Linked DNA regions of Homo sapiens: region 1 is linked to region 2. A link is a contact called in ENCODE Hi-C or POLR2A ChIA-PET data. All regions are on one chromosome and are shown on one strand. Each heading gives the region's core, a stretch centred on a gene start or an enhancer-like site at or near the end of the contact. The rest is flanking DNA. Distances are from core to core; before and after follow the strand shown.

Region 1 (6,530 bases), core at 2,122-4,621, 350 kb before region 2:
GGCTTACATTGGAGAAAGATAATGTGAGACTCAGCCCTGCTTTGACATGCCTAAGAATGGCATGTTCTGAGGAAGGGATATGTGGCCAGGGCACATTTTGTTTCTCTTTTTGAGCCTTAAGGAAGGTATATTAATACTGATTCCTGAAAGAACCTGTTAAGCGCTTCCTGATGTAATTCACCTGAGAAATTGCTAAAGAATATGAACTTCCTATGGCAGATTTCAAGGCTGGGGTTTCCAGGTATGTTTTATTCACGTGCAAATCTGACCATACCTGCCATCGGTCACCAAGCAGGAAAGGAACATGATGAAGTGGTACCAAAAGCCCTAGGAATTTAAAATTTGCCAAAGTGCAACTGTTAGTTTTCCTTCCTGTCTATGGACATGAATTTCCTTTCTGACTAATTTCTTCGTAGAAAGAGTAATTAGCTTTATTACTAACATTACCTCTGTTACTACCTTTACGCAAATTATTAACAGCCAGCTACAGCTTAACAGTAATACTTAACAGTATTACGAGTACGTGAACTTTACCTCCCTAAAACACTCGTGATTGATAAACTGATAGATGGATAGATAGATATACACAGGTATGTATATACGTGTGGATATATATGGTTTTAAATGTGAACACACAAACACCATCATCAGCAGCAGCAGCAGCTATTCATTTTGTTGAGCACCTGTCACAATCCCTGTGCTTGTGGAGGTAGCAATTTAATGAGAGAGCAAATACAGAATATCCATCAAAAGAGGTGAATAGCCCTGTATAGCATAAACTGGCAGTTCTTAAAGTGTGGTTCAGAGACCTCTGGGGGACACTGAGACTCCCAGGGAGTCCAGTAAGGAAAAAATATTTTTATAATAATACCTAATGATATATAATTATGTTATTTGCTTTTAATTTGCATTTCTCGTGAGTGTACAGTGGACTTTTCTAGAGGTGACATGATCTGTGATATTGCATTGAATGCAGAAGCAGACCAGGAGTCCAGCTTTCTCTTATGAAGCCATAATTATTAGGCTATTTTCATTTACTAAAAGTGAAAAAAGAATGCCACTCTTCTCACTCATATTTTGGTTCTGAAATATTTTTTCATTTCAAATATGCTAACAATGTTAATATGCAATGAGCTTATTTTTTAATGAATTAATAAAAGTATAGGCCATCACCCTATTAAATTACAAGTTCTTGAAAGATCTTTGCCTACTTTACCTTTGTGTCCTAAAAACTGATAAATGAATGAATGAATGCTGAATGCCAAAATAATGATTTAGACATAAACTGTATAGGAGTCCAGAGGAAACACCTATCCTGGGGAAATTTGATGAAGAAAGTGAGATTTGAGGTGGTGCTTGAAGACAGGGGAAGGCTTCCACCAGGAAAATAAAACTAGAATGGACCCTTCCAGTGGGGAAATAACATGATCAAATGCACAGAATCAGGAATTTTTAAAGTGTACTTAAAAAAAACTCATAGAAAGATTAATGCTAAAGCTGGCATTAGTAAGATTCCTATGAGGAGGTGCAAACGAGCAGATAAAGAAATCTGGACATTTTGGTAACGTTTTCTTTGTAGACTTAATTTGAAGAAATGATCATATAAAGCCTGTTGGTTCCTGATGATGAGGAAAGAACTATTAACACTCTGTAGCTGACTTCACACTGTGAACACTTGGCACTGAAGCTGAAAACTAAGCTAGAATTCAGTAGGGAGGGGTAGTAAATGAAGGTCACTTCCTACACAGATCAAGCCAACCCCAGTTTTGTGTTAAAAGGCTAAATGTTTAGCTAGCAAATACAGAGCACACTTTCCTGAAAATAACAAGTTTAGTGTTGAGATGTTTACAGTTTTTCTAAAATTGCATTTTGATTTTGTAAAAACTTGATTAAAACAAGGTCACTAGATGTCATAAAAATGACATCTAGATTTTTTTTAAATCTCACAAAATAATTATTTGAAACAAACGTGTTAGGCATTTCAAAGTAATTTTTTCTACTAAGCGAGCACCTCTACTTTATAAGTTATATAAAGAATACTATTTTGTATGAATTATTTATATAAGAATTATATGAGAATAATATTTTCCTAAGACATACACTACAGTTTCCATCTCCACACAAAGTTTTACAGAAGTCTTCATTTTGAAGATTCAAAATATTTTAAACTGGTCAAATATTTAAAACTGTATAAATAATTCTATAGAACAGTCAAGTTTGCTTTCAGCATGTTTCTAATACATTGCTAGTTGGCCAAAAACAAAGCAAAAAACAGAAAGCAGAAAAGGCTAACAAACTCCGTGGAGTAGATTTGAAAGTTAAAGAGGCAGAGCCATGATCTCAATTTGAGAAAGGAGGAGGTAGGATGAACATACCACTCCTAGTGGCAGCCATTATCCAAGCAACTAATCTTGCTAATCTGTCTAGTATGTTCTATTTGTTTTGTGTTTGTTTTGATAAAGTAACAACAACAAGAAATGAGGATGGAGTTGTTTAGGTGAAATATGAAGCCTTATGGAAATAGATGCAGATTTGCTACCAGTAGCTGAATAATAGAATTGTGAACTTGTGAATTTTCTTTAGCATATTTTATACATAGAAAATAGTCATTACATATTTAACAATTAAGGAAAACATTTCCTGCATAGCATCATACGTTATAGACATTTTCTTATAAACAACTAATCAAAACACTATTTTGTTAGAGGCCCTGAATCCATAAAGAAAAATAAGCTTATAAAGTCTTTTGTCCTATAATCCCCTCAATGTAATGGAATCTTTTCTCTAAGTTTTCATGGAGTGCTTCTTTTTAATTTTAAGTAACCATACATATTTTATAAGCAAACATATGCTATTTTTCCAAATCAAAAGACTTTGCAAGTTTTTCCTAGATTAAAACAACAACTCTGCCTCTCTGCACTGGCATCCATCTGTGTTGGTATGTGTTGTACACACACGTGCACACACACACACACACACACACACACCATGACACACAGGCAGCAGAGGGAGGCTGGAAAGATCTGTGGAAGGAGAATCAGAAACCTCAGGAACCTGTTATGATTCTGTTTACCTAATTGTGAGACATGAGCAAAGTCACTTAAATTTTCCTGAACCCCAATTTTCTTTTTCATAAATTGTTTATAATAATAACATCTCTGCCTGCCTCAGCAGATCAGGGCGATACTCTAAAAAGATGACATATAGGAAAATACTTTGTATGAAGACATGATTTTCACAAATATTTAAGTACATTTCTTATGCTGTAAAGGCTCAGTTTCAATAACAGCTATCTTTGTTAAGCAAAAGTTGAGTTATGAAACTAAAAGTACAACTTTCCAAATGATGTGGGATTTCCTGTTCTGTGTTTTACAGGGCCTTGTCCCAGATGGGCAACTATTTATTACCATATGACCAAGCCAAGCTTTGATTACAGTTATTAGGGCATGAAAATATTGGCTAAGCCAAGGTCCCTGTTGTGAAAGATAAGGAGCATGAAAATCTAAGAAGTCATGGGCATGATCCTTCACTCATGGGTTCTAATAGTTAAGAAGGCTGAGGGTAATTTAAAAAAAAATGAATAGAGCTAAAAATAGGAGGTTAAATATTACCTTATTGATGAACGTACCAACTAGACTTCCCTGCTGATATTAGGAGGTCATGCTGAGGCCTGGACTTTGATGCAATCGCAGGGCTGACCCAAGGCATGAGAGAAGGAAAGCAGGTTCTCCTCCCTGGGGCACCACCCGTTTGTGCTGTTGGGCTCAATTTCAGGTGCCTGCCTGCCCCACTGCCCTGGCCCAATACCTGTGTGATGCCCAAGGCCTGAGATGGAACCTCCCTCTAGAACCTTGCCCCTCTCGATGCTTTCAGACTTACCTTCACTCTCAAAGGGTTTCTCATGTCTGTGAAATTGCTACTTCTGGAGGCAGGCTTCCTGTGCTTCCTGTAGGTGACAGTCAATTGATCAATTGAATCCAAGGGTCTCACACTGAAATGACCACCAGGGCCAGGCAGAAAAAGTAAACAGTAAAATGGGCCAGGTGGGTTCTGTCACCATGGAGAGTGCCTGAACCATTGCATGGGAACAACGACCTCTGAGCTTCAGCTAGGTGTGACCTTATAGAAATAGAGATCCCAGTGTGGCTAGAAATTTTCATGAAAAACTGGAAATCTAAATTTTTATTTAAGATCTTGACTTTACATGTGTTGCCAACTAAATCAAAGTTATGTTCTTAGTTTTTAAATATGAGTTTGTTTTAAACTGGAAGTAGACAAAATAAAACATATCAACAGGTCATATTCAGCCAACAGGCAGCCACATTTTCTCCTCTTATTTAATGGGTGCAAAAGGGAGAAATGCTAAAGGAGGACAGAGTCCTCCTTGCCCCACCAGTTAACACATATGCCTTATAGGAACAGCCTGTTGGTGCCCCATTTTTCTTTGTTGTAAATCAAAAGGATCCAAGGATCCAAGAGTCTCACGCTGAAATGACTACACACTGCCTGACCCCTGCAGTCATGTCAGTGGGAGACCCTTGGATTCAAACCATCAGTCGACTGTTACCTGTAGGAGGCACAGGAAACTTGCACCCAGAAGCAGCAATTTCACTGACATGAGAAACCCTTTGAGAGTGAAGGGAAGTTTGAATCTAGTTCAGACTAGATTGGAGGAAAAGGTGATGCATGGCACCTGTGCAGAGGAGGAAAAATTGCTGGAACTGGGTCCTAAAAACTCCCTCTCATCTGCAATACGGACAAATCCAGCTAACCCTGCCCTGAAATGTTCTTTTGCACTGTAGCAACAGCAGACACCTATTGGTGCCCCACGGATGCTTCCAGTCCCTCCCCCAGGCATTCTGACAGTCTAGAGTCTCCAGTGAAGGGAGAAGAATGTACACCAGAGGGCAGGAAGTCGACACACAAGCCCAATGCCCAGATGAGGAAGTCATTTGCCCAGATAGGTCATTTGGCAAGTTGCTAACAAAAGATCGACACAGAGTTCATTTCCACTTAATCCAAAAGATTGTCACTAATTCAGAGAATCCTGTTTACCCTAGGAGGGACTTGGAGATCATCTTCCCTTGCCTCCCCATTTTTCAGATGGGAAGATCAATGCCTACAGAGTCTTCTAAACTCAGCAATATCAATATCACCTGCATTGCTTACTGTTCAGGACCAATGCATCGGGAAAATGTTTTCCTACCACCTAGCCTCCTCTATGTAAGTGCAGTTTGCTATACACGGCAGACCAGGCACTTCTCAGAAATGGGAAGGTCAAGTGATATTATCAGTGGTCAATATATCACTCTATTGCTGACTATAATATGAACACCCAATAATTGTCTCCATTTCAACCAGGAAACTGGTTGGGTGTGACAAATGTGCCCTTGTTACTCCAGAGGTCTCTGAAAAGCTTTGCTCTGCCATTCATGGCTTTTGAAAACCAGAAAATGACTCAGTTGGATTTGATTTAATTACCTTACAGAAACCACCTTTGAGGGCCAGACACGGTGGCTCACACCTGTAATCCCAGCACTTTGGGAGGCCGAGGTGGGCAGATCACCTGAGGTCAGGAGTTCGAGACCAGCCTGACCAACATGGAGAAAATACAAAAATTACAAAAATTAGCTGGGTGTGGTGGCACATGCCTGTAATCCCAGCTACTCATGAGGCTGAGGTAGGAGAATTGCTTGAACCCAGGAGGTGGAGGTTCCAGTGAGCTGAAATAGCACCATTGCACTCCAGCCTGCACAACAAGAGCAAAACTCCATCTCAAAAAAAAAAAAAAAAGAAAGAAAGAAAGAAAGAAACCACCTTTGAAACCAGTGAGCCTGTGAATGGCAAAGGGGAACTCCAGCAGTTTGGAAGGAGGCAGGAACAGGCTTTCTCTAAAGAGAGCCAGTCTGTCTGTGACCACGGAGAAAGCAAGGTCTAAAGTTCAGGGACCAGTTCATGAGATCTGCCTGGCAGTGCTGCTGCGGCTGGGGAAGGAGCCACTCTTCTTATGTAATGGGAAGGAGGCTTACAACACAGGCCACCAGGAGTGGCTCCCAGTGAAAGCGACCTGTGCTCTACAGTGGCTGTCTGCCATGGGAACTGGTTTCACAGTCAGGTCCTGCTGTGTTGGCATCACGTTTCACGAGGAGGGCTTTAGAGATCTTTCATTATTATTCCAGAAAGAAAGATTATTAATCAGGTCAGCACCAGTCCTCCCATTTAATCAGTGGAGAAACTGGGGTGAGCATTTGCCAGTTCTAGCTGCATTCTAAGGTGAGTGACTTTGAAGCATCCTGCCTGGGATGCTGCGGCCCAGCCCCCTGGGCCCAGCCAGGGTCCCCTAAATTGTGGCGAATGGTCAAATGTAAGAAGTGAGGGAGACACTCTAGATCTGGAAGGAATTCTTCTTCTGGTTTCAGGGATTTTTTTTTTTTTTTTTTTTGGTGCTGGGAAAAGGGAAGGGAACTGGGGTGGTCTCTACTGTTTCCGAAATGTAGATTTTTTTTTACCTTAAATTGTGTCAACCCAGA
Region 2 (6,601 bases), core at 930-3,429:
AATTCTCCTGCTTCAGCCTCCCGAGTAGCTGGGATTACAGGTGCATGCCACCATGTTCAGCTAATTTTTGTAATTTTAGTACAGACAGGGTTTCACCATGTTAGCCAGGCTGGTCTTGAACTCCTGACCTCTTGATCCGCCCCCCCCTCGGCCTCCCTAAGTGCTGGGATTACAGGTGTGAGCCACCGTGCCCAGCCTATATATGCATATTTTTCACGAGTGATAATCAGGCTTGCTTAAGAAAAACATTTTTACTGCTAAGTCCAATAATAATAAATGTAAGAAAGCACCAAATATTCTTAGTTTTTATAATAATATGTTTCTTTTTTCAGATGCCTGATTTTAATTACCAGGTCTTGAGAAAAATTCAGAGGTATAAAATATCAGGGGAAAAAAAAAGAATAGAAATGCCTGGTAAAGGATGCCTATACCTTTACAGAAAGACATCTACTCGTTCCTACTTTAAATAGGTTCCCATGGGTTGCAAAAAATAAAATGCTTCCCTTTGTCCCAACTCCCATAGAATTGGCTTTCATGGGCTTCGAATACCCAAACTATATACAGTCAACTCTCATTATTTGCAGATTTTGTATTTGCAAATTTATCTACTCACTAAACTTTATAACCCCCAAATCAACACTCATGAAGCATTTGCAGTCATCTGCAGACATGCACAGATGCAGAGCAGCACATTCGAGTCACCTAATATGCACATTCCCAGCTGAGGTTGAACAAGGTGACACTTTGCCTTCTTGTCGCAGCACTCATGCTGTAAACAAGTGACTTTCCGCAGTCTATTCAAAGCCATGTTTTTTTCCTCTTTATGTATTTTGTTAGTGATTTCACCATTTACAATGACCTCCGAGTGTAGTGCGGAGGTGCATCTCATGTTCCTAAGTGCAAGAAGGCTGTGATATACCTTGTGGAGAAAATCCATGGGCTAGATAAGCTTCCTTCGGGCATGAATGGTGCTGTTGGCTGTGAGTTCTATGTTAACAAAATCAACAATATGTATAAAATTAGGGATCTTTAAACAGAAACACACATGGCACAAGGTTATATATTGATCAGTTGATGAAAATGTTGTGACCAGGGCTCTCAGGAACTTAACCATATGTTTCCCTGGAGTGATGGTTCAGAATTTGTTAATTCAGTGTCCCAAGTGAGTTTATAGAATAACCACCACGAATAATGAGAAGCAACGGCACAAACTTTGTGTACACAGGCATTTTTTGAGAGAGAGAGAGAGCTATAATATTTATCAAATTCTCAAGGGGGTAACTGAAAAATGTTCAACCATTACTTCAGAACTTCTATTATGAGACAAATAGTGCTGGTCCTCTTGAGAAACCAAGGGAGTGGGCTCAGCTCAGTGACTGTCTGGATCAGCCCAGAAACAATGTAGGCTGCCATCTTGATCTGTGCTTTTCCCCAGGGACATGAGCAAGGGCACTTCTAGGCCAAGCAAAATCAATCGTGTTTCATAGATTTGGATTTAGAGGGCGCTCTAAACCAGCTCAGAGGAATGGTATGTTTTAGAATCCTAGGGAAATTGAGTTCTCCAATCATCACTTCAGTCAGCTAGGAAAGATACACTTTTGGCAGGGTGCGGTGGCTCACGCCTGTAATCCCAGCACTTTGGGAGGTCGATCACAAGGTCCGGAGTTCAAGACCAGCCTGGCCAATATGGTGAAACCCTGTCTCTACTAAAAAATACAAAAATTAGCCAGGTGTAGTGGCATGTGCTTGTAGTCCCAGCTACTTGGGAGGCTGAGGCAGGAGAGTCGCTGGAACCAGGGAGGCGGAGTTGCAGTGAGCCGAGATTGTGCCACACTCCAGCCTGGGCAACAGAGCGAGACTCTGTCTCAAAAAAATAAATAAATAAAAAAGATATCCTTTTAATAAAGAAAAAAAAACAACACATAAAACTTAAGAGTGTAATAATAGCTGCTGTTCATTGAATGCTTACCAGGAACTAGTATGATCATAAGGAACTCTTACAATCACCCTGAGAGGGAGGGCATGGCAAGCCCTAATTAATGGATGAAGAAACTAAGGCTCAAAGAGGTCAAGCCACTTTTCCAGGCAACATGGCTACGGTGGGAGGTGGGGCTGAGGTCAGAGCTCGGGTCTGCATGACTTCAAAGGCTCTACTCCTAACCACTAGACTAAACTTAAGCTGCACAGGCAGGGCGATGACTGGCTCTTCACCTTGGCTCTCCACCCAAGTCCTTTAACCATTGGGAGTGTGTTCAAGGTGATTCACTTAACTAACATCTGTTCTACGTACCCTTCTCAGAAGCCCATCGGCTAAGGTGGAGAGAGCTGACTGTACACTCCAGGGTGATGAACTCTAATTCTTTGGCTCTTCTTATATCTTAGCAGGTGGCAAATTCTAGGAGTTCCTAAAAATAGGTTGCAAATTCTAGGAGCTTCTAAAAATAGTGCTGGGACTTCAGCTTTGCTAGAGAAGGGATTATTCTGACCTTTCGTCTCAGGGGCCCCCCGCCCCGCATCCTGAGGGTGACAATTTCACTGCTTTGCATGACATTTGGTTTCTCTCACATGTGGCTGGTCGGATTATACTTTACAGGAAGTCAGAGAGAACCTCTAACCTCTGCCTGGGCTATTTATTGCTTTTCATTCTCTTTCTCTTCTACTCCTCACCCTCCCTTTGACTTCTTAAGTCTTTGAGACGCTTTTGAAACCCCCTACTAGTAGCCACATTTAGGGTGTGCTGGTGTACTGAGGAGGGAAGGGTGGTCAGGTGACAAGGGCCTGACCTGCTCACTCAGCCTGGTATCACTGTCTGCTCTTCCCCCCACTTCAGAAGTAGAATCACCCCATGATCAAGTCCCAGCTCTTTGAGGGAGGTGCTGCCTTGAAGAAAGTCACTTAATAGTACCATGCCTCCCTGTCCAATCTATAAAAATGAGGCGATCACACTTACCTACCAGGCAGAGGTGTTGTGAGGATTAATTATAGCCCTCAGGGCTTTGAGAGACGGCCAGATGAAAGGCTTTCTATAGCTAAGTTCCATCCTGGGCATGACTCTTCAGCTCTCAGCTTCCCTGCCAGTCACACTCTTCCAAAGTCACTCCTCAGGGGAGAGGAATGGCCTCACGTTGATGAGGTAGGATGTAAAATAGGAACAATATGCAGAACTGAGTCCAAAAGCCTTAATGTGGATTACTGAGAGCTGCACTCTCTGTGAATAGGAAGTGCAAGTTCAATGCGTAGTTGGTGGGGTCCTTGGAGGCACAGCAAGGTGAAGCCAAACAAAGGCACAATTGCCCACACCAGACCTTTCCTGTGGGTGGGAAGGGTTGCAGAAAGCCTTTTGTTCCAGCATCTATGCCTTTATGCTTATAAAGTTAGAAGGACTCAAGCAGCATGTGTAAGTGGATTTGGATGGAAGTGGAAATGGTGTTGAGGAGTTCAAATTACGGGCAGCTAAAGCAACTAAACCAGTCTCTCTGCCTGCTAAGAATCCCTGGCTTTCTCCATCCTGAGCTGGGGGTGGCAGGGTCACACACAGACACGCACATACATCCTGCCCTTCCAGCAGCAAATCTCCTCTGGGTGCTTCCTTTCTTGCACCAAGGGGACTGTCCCTGGCAACAAATGCCCAACCAGAACTCAAAATGCAGAAAAGCAGCACCAGCACTCCTGCCTTCCTAACATCTCTTAAGCAATTCTTTCAGGCTTACAAGAGATCCTGAAATATTTTCTGTTTCCATTTGGCCCTCTGACTGACTGAGAGGGTTGATGCCATTAGAGAGATTCCAATGGGATTATGGTCCCTAAATACCAGAGGTGGGAAGCATGAGCTTTGGAGCCAGGAAGACCATTCAAATCCCAGGCCTATCGTGCTCTAGCTGTGTGTCCTTGGACAAGCCACTTAACCTCTCTGTGCCTTAGTTTCCTCTTCTGTAAAATTGAGCTCCTATGTGGATATAAGAGTGAAATGAGAGACTGTATGTAATAGGGCCTGGCACAGAAAGCACACAATTCACATTAGCTATGCTGAGAAAGGCAGAGTGGGAGGTAGGTGACAGGTGAGGATTCTAGTCTGGGGAGGCTAATTTTCTTTTCTTTTTTAAATCGCTGCGCCATGTGAATTATGCTATCCCCATGCCAGAAAACCCCAAAGAGGGTTTTGGCTGTGCTGGAGCACACCCGGTTCACTTTCCCCTCGACCAGTGGGTCTGGCACATCTGGCTGGGTCCGCCTGGCTGGTGGTATTTCACCCCGGATGCTGTCTTTCCTCTGCTTTCTCTACACCCTAGAATTCTTCAGGAATAAAGTATCTCCTCACAAGAAAGTGAAAAGAATCAAATTTCCTGGCTCTGCTACCTCACCTTGCCCCTGTGAGCCGGGCGGTGGCCCCACTGTGCCAGCGCAGCAGTGGGAGCCCCAGGGGCTGCTCTGAACTGCCTGGGAGGGGTAAGAGAGGGCGGAACGCGGGGCCGTGCCTGGGGCTGCTCTGCTGCAGGGTTCCACTCCAGGCCACGGTAGCATTGTGGATGCGCGTTTGAACTTTGATGTATTTTGAAGCTGCAATTTTCAAATGTAACCACACCATAAACTTACTACTTAAAAAAAGAAATCTCACAGCACCTAGGCCACAGCACTAGGCCGCAGATCTTAGTCAAAAGAATGCACAGTGTGTGGTGTTAGCAGGGACACGGCAAGATTTCATGGTCACTGAGAAGCCCTTGAAATGGGTTCTGAGGCAATGAAGGTTGTCCTCACAGCAGCAGTGGTCCCCCACCAAGAGAGGCTGTTCCCCCACCCTCCCATCCCCCTGGCTGTAGGCTCAGGCCAACCATCCCTCCCACCCCCAGGCCCCACAGCTTCACTCTTAGGGGTTTAGACCTAGAACAAAATTGTAGATCTGTTGAAATATTCCTTTTTGGGGACTAAAATGGGAGAAGACAACCAGCAATGTCTAAACCTTCAAGTGAGTCCCCAGTGAAAGACTATCGATCCAAGAGAGAGTTTTGGGAAGAGAAATGCAGTGCCCCATACTTATATAAATGCTCACATGTTATATGTACATGTGAGCCTCAGATAGGCAGATTGGTAGATAGCTCTCTGTGTGTGTGTGTGTGTGTATATATATATATATATATATATATAATAATGATTTATTTTCTGATTACTTCTTTTTTTTTTTGAGACAGGGTCTGTTGCCCAGGCTGGAGTGCAGTGGCGTGATCTCAGCTCACTGCAACCTCTGCCTCCTGGGTTCAAGTGATTCTCCTGCCTCAGCCTCCCGAGTAGCTGAGATTACAGGTGTTTGCCACCACGCCCAGAAAATTTTCGTATTTTTAGTAGAGATGAGGTTTTGCCATGGTGGCCAGGCTGGTCTCAAGCTCCTGACCTCAGGTGATCTCCCTGCCTCGGCCTCCCAAAGTGCTAGGATTACAGGCGTGAGCCACTGCACCCGGACCCGTTTTCTGATTCCTTCTATAATTTATTTCAGAAGAAAATTTGGAAAACATTCAATGAAGAAAATTTGGAAAATACAGAAAAGCACAAAAGACGTGAAACCCCCTGGAACCTTCCCATCTAGCAGTAGAGATCCAGAGGCTGAATGGTGGCTGGCTGTTGAGCCAGAAGCCCTGCAGGAGGGTGGGAGAAGCATGCAGCAAGCCTCACCCCTTTACTGGCTCTGGCATCAATGACCAGTAATTGGACTTTTCTGGCCCACAGTTTCATCATCTGTGGAGGGGGGATATTACACAGACGGATTCTAGGGTCTTATCGGCCCAAGCATTTGAGAGAGTGTCAGATTCCAGGATAACAAGCCTGAAACAAGACATGGAGAACTCCTCAATGCTAGCCAGTGGCTAAAGGAGCTTCAGGTCAGATGTCCATGCAGAGACCATGGGGTTTCTGAAAGTGTCTGCTTTGCTAGAACATATTAAGAAGCTGTTTAACGTATCTTTGCACATCCTGCCAGGTGTCTGGAGTCTGTTGCAGTCACCTCATATGTCAGAGGGCACTGTTCAGCCCGGGGCTCGGGCGAGCTGGAGTGAACTCTGGCCTTGCCACTAGATTCTAGAGCCCCTGGGGCCTTATACAAGGCTCATCATGTCCCTGACCCTCAGGTTTCCCATCTGCAAAATGGGGAAAATAACATCTGCCTTCCCCAGCTGACAGAGTTGCTATATCAAAGGAACAAATATACATAGAGGCATCTATAAGAAAATATCAAGCCCCCAAAACATGTAAAAGAGATCCTTGCAGAAGTGAATCCATCCTCATGGAATTTTACTAAATGAAAAGTGGGGCTTCATTTCAGGTTGCATGCTGTCCTCAGACAGAGATGGCAGTCTTATCACCATCAGCGAGCACTCAAGTAAACATCAGTGAACTTACTAAACAGGTGAATGGGAAATAGAGAGGCAGTTTCAAACCCTGGCTTTCGGTAAATGTTAGCCTTACAGCCACAAAGTAGGCAGTGCTTTGACAGCAGGTGGGAGATGAGGAGAGAAGGTTTCCTGGCCCTTCACCTTGGTCACTGACTCAGTGTGAAACAGCGCCTGCAGGGAGGAGGGGAGTTCTCATCCTGGTTCTCAAATCAGCCTGCAGC

The links. A loop is a pair of places that touch in the nucleus more often than their neighbours do. ChIA-PET counts read pairs that join two places held with the same protein, here RNA polymerase II (POLR2A). Pooled maps may share reads with other maps.
Region 1: a loop to region 2 is called in a pooled map, with 5 times the contacts of the local background. The contact joins two enhancer-like sites. A Hi-C loop is called at or near these places in 3 of 37 single-sample maps with no recorded cell type and 4 of 50 pooled maps. POLR2A ChIA-PET finds 5 or more read pairs at or near these places in 1 of 52 experiments (activated CD4-positive, alpha-beta T cell).

The regions. Positions count from the first base shown.
Region 1 is chr6:105,788,425-105,794,954 of GRCh38, forward strand. No RefSeq gene overlaps it. Among named protein-coding and RNA genes, the nearest start is that of LINC02836, 160 kb to the left of the region's middle. Within about 2 kb of position 3,372, at least 3 of the 41 ENCODE cell types and tissues checked have a DNase peak (open chromatin) inside an H3K27ac peak, as active enhancers do.
Region 2 is chr6:106,139,337-106,145,937 of GRCh38, forward strand. No RefSeq gene overlaps it. Among named protein-coding and RNA genes, the nearest start is that of PRDM1, 56 kb to the left of the region's middle. RefSeq lists an enhancer at 2,443-2,492 and a silencer at 4,238-4,532. Within about 2 kb of position 2,180, at least 6 of the 41 ENCODE cell types and tissues checked have a DNase peak (open chromatin) inside an H3K27ac peak, as active enhancers do.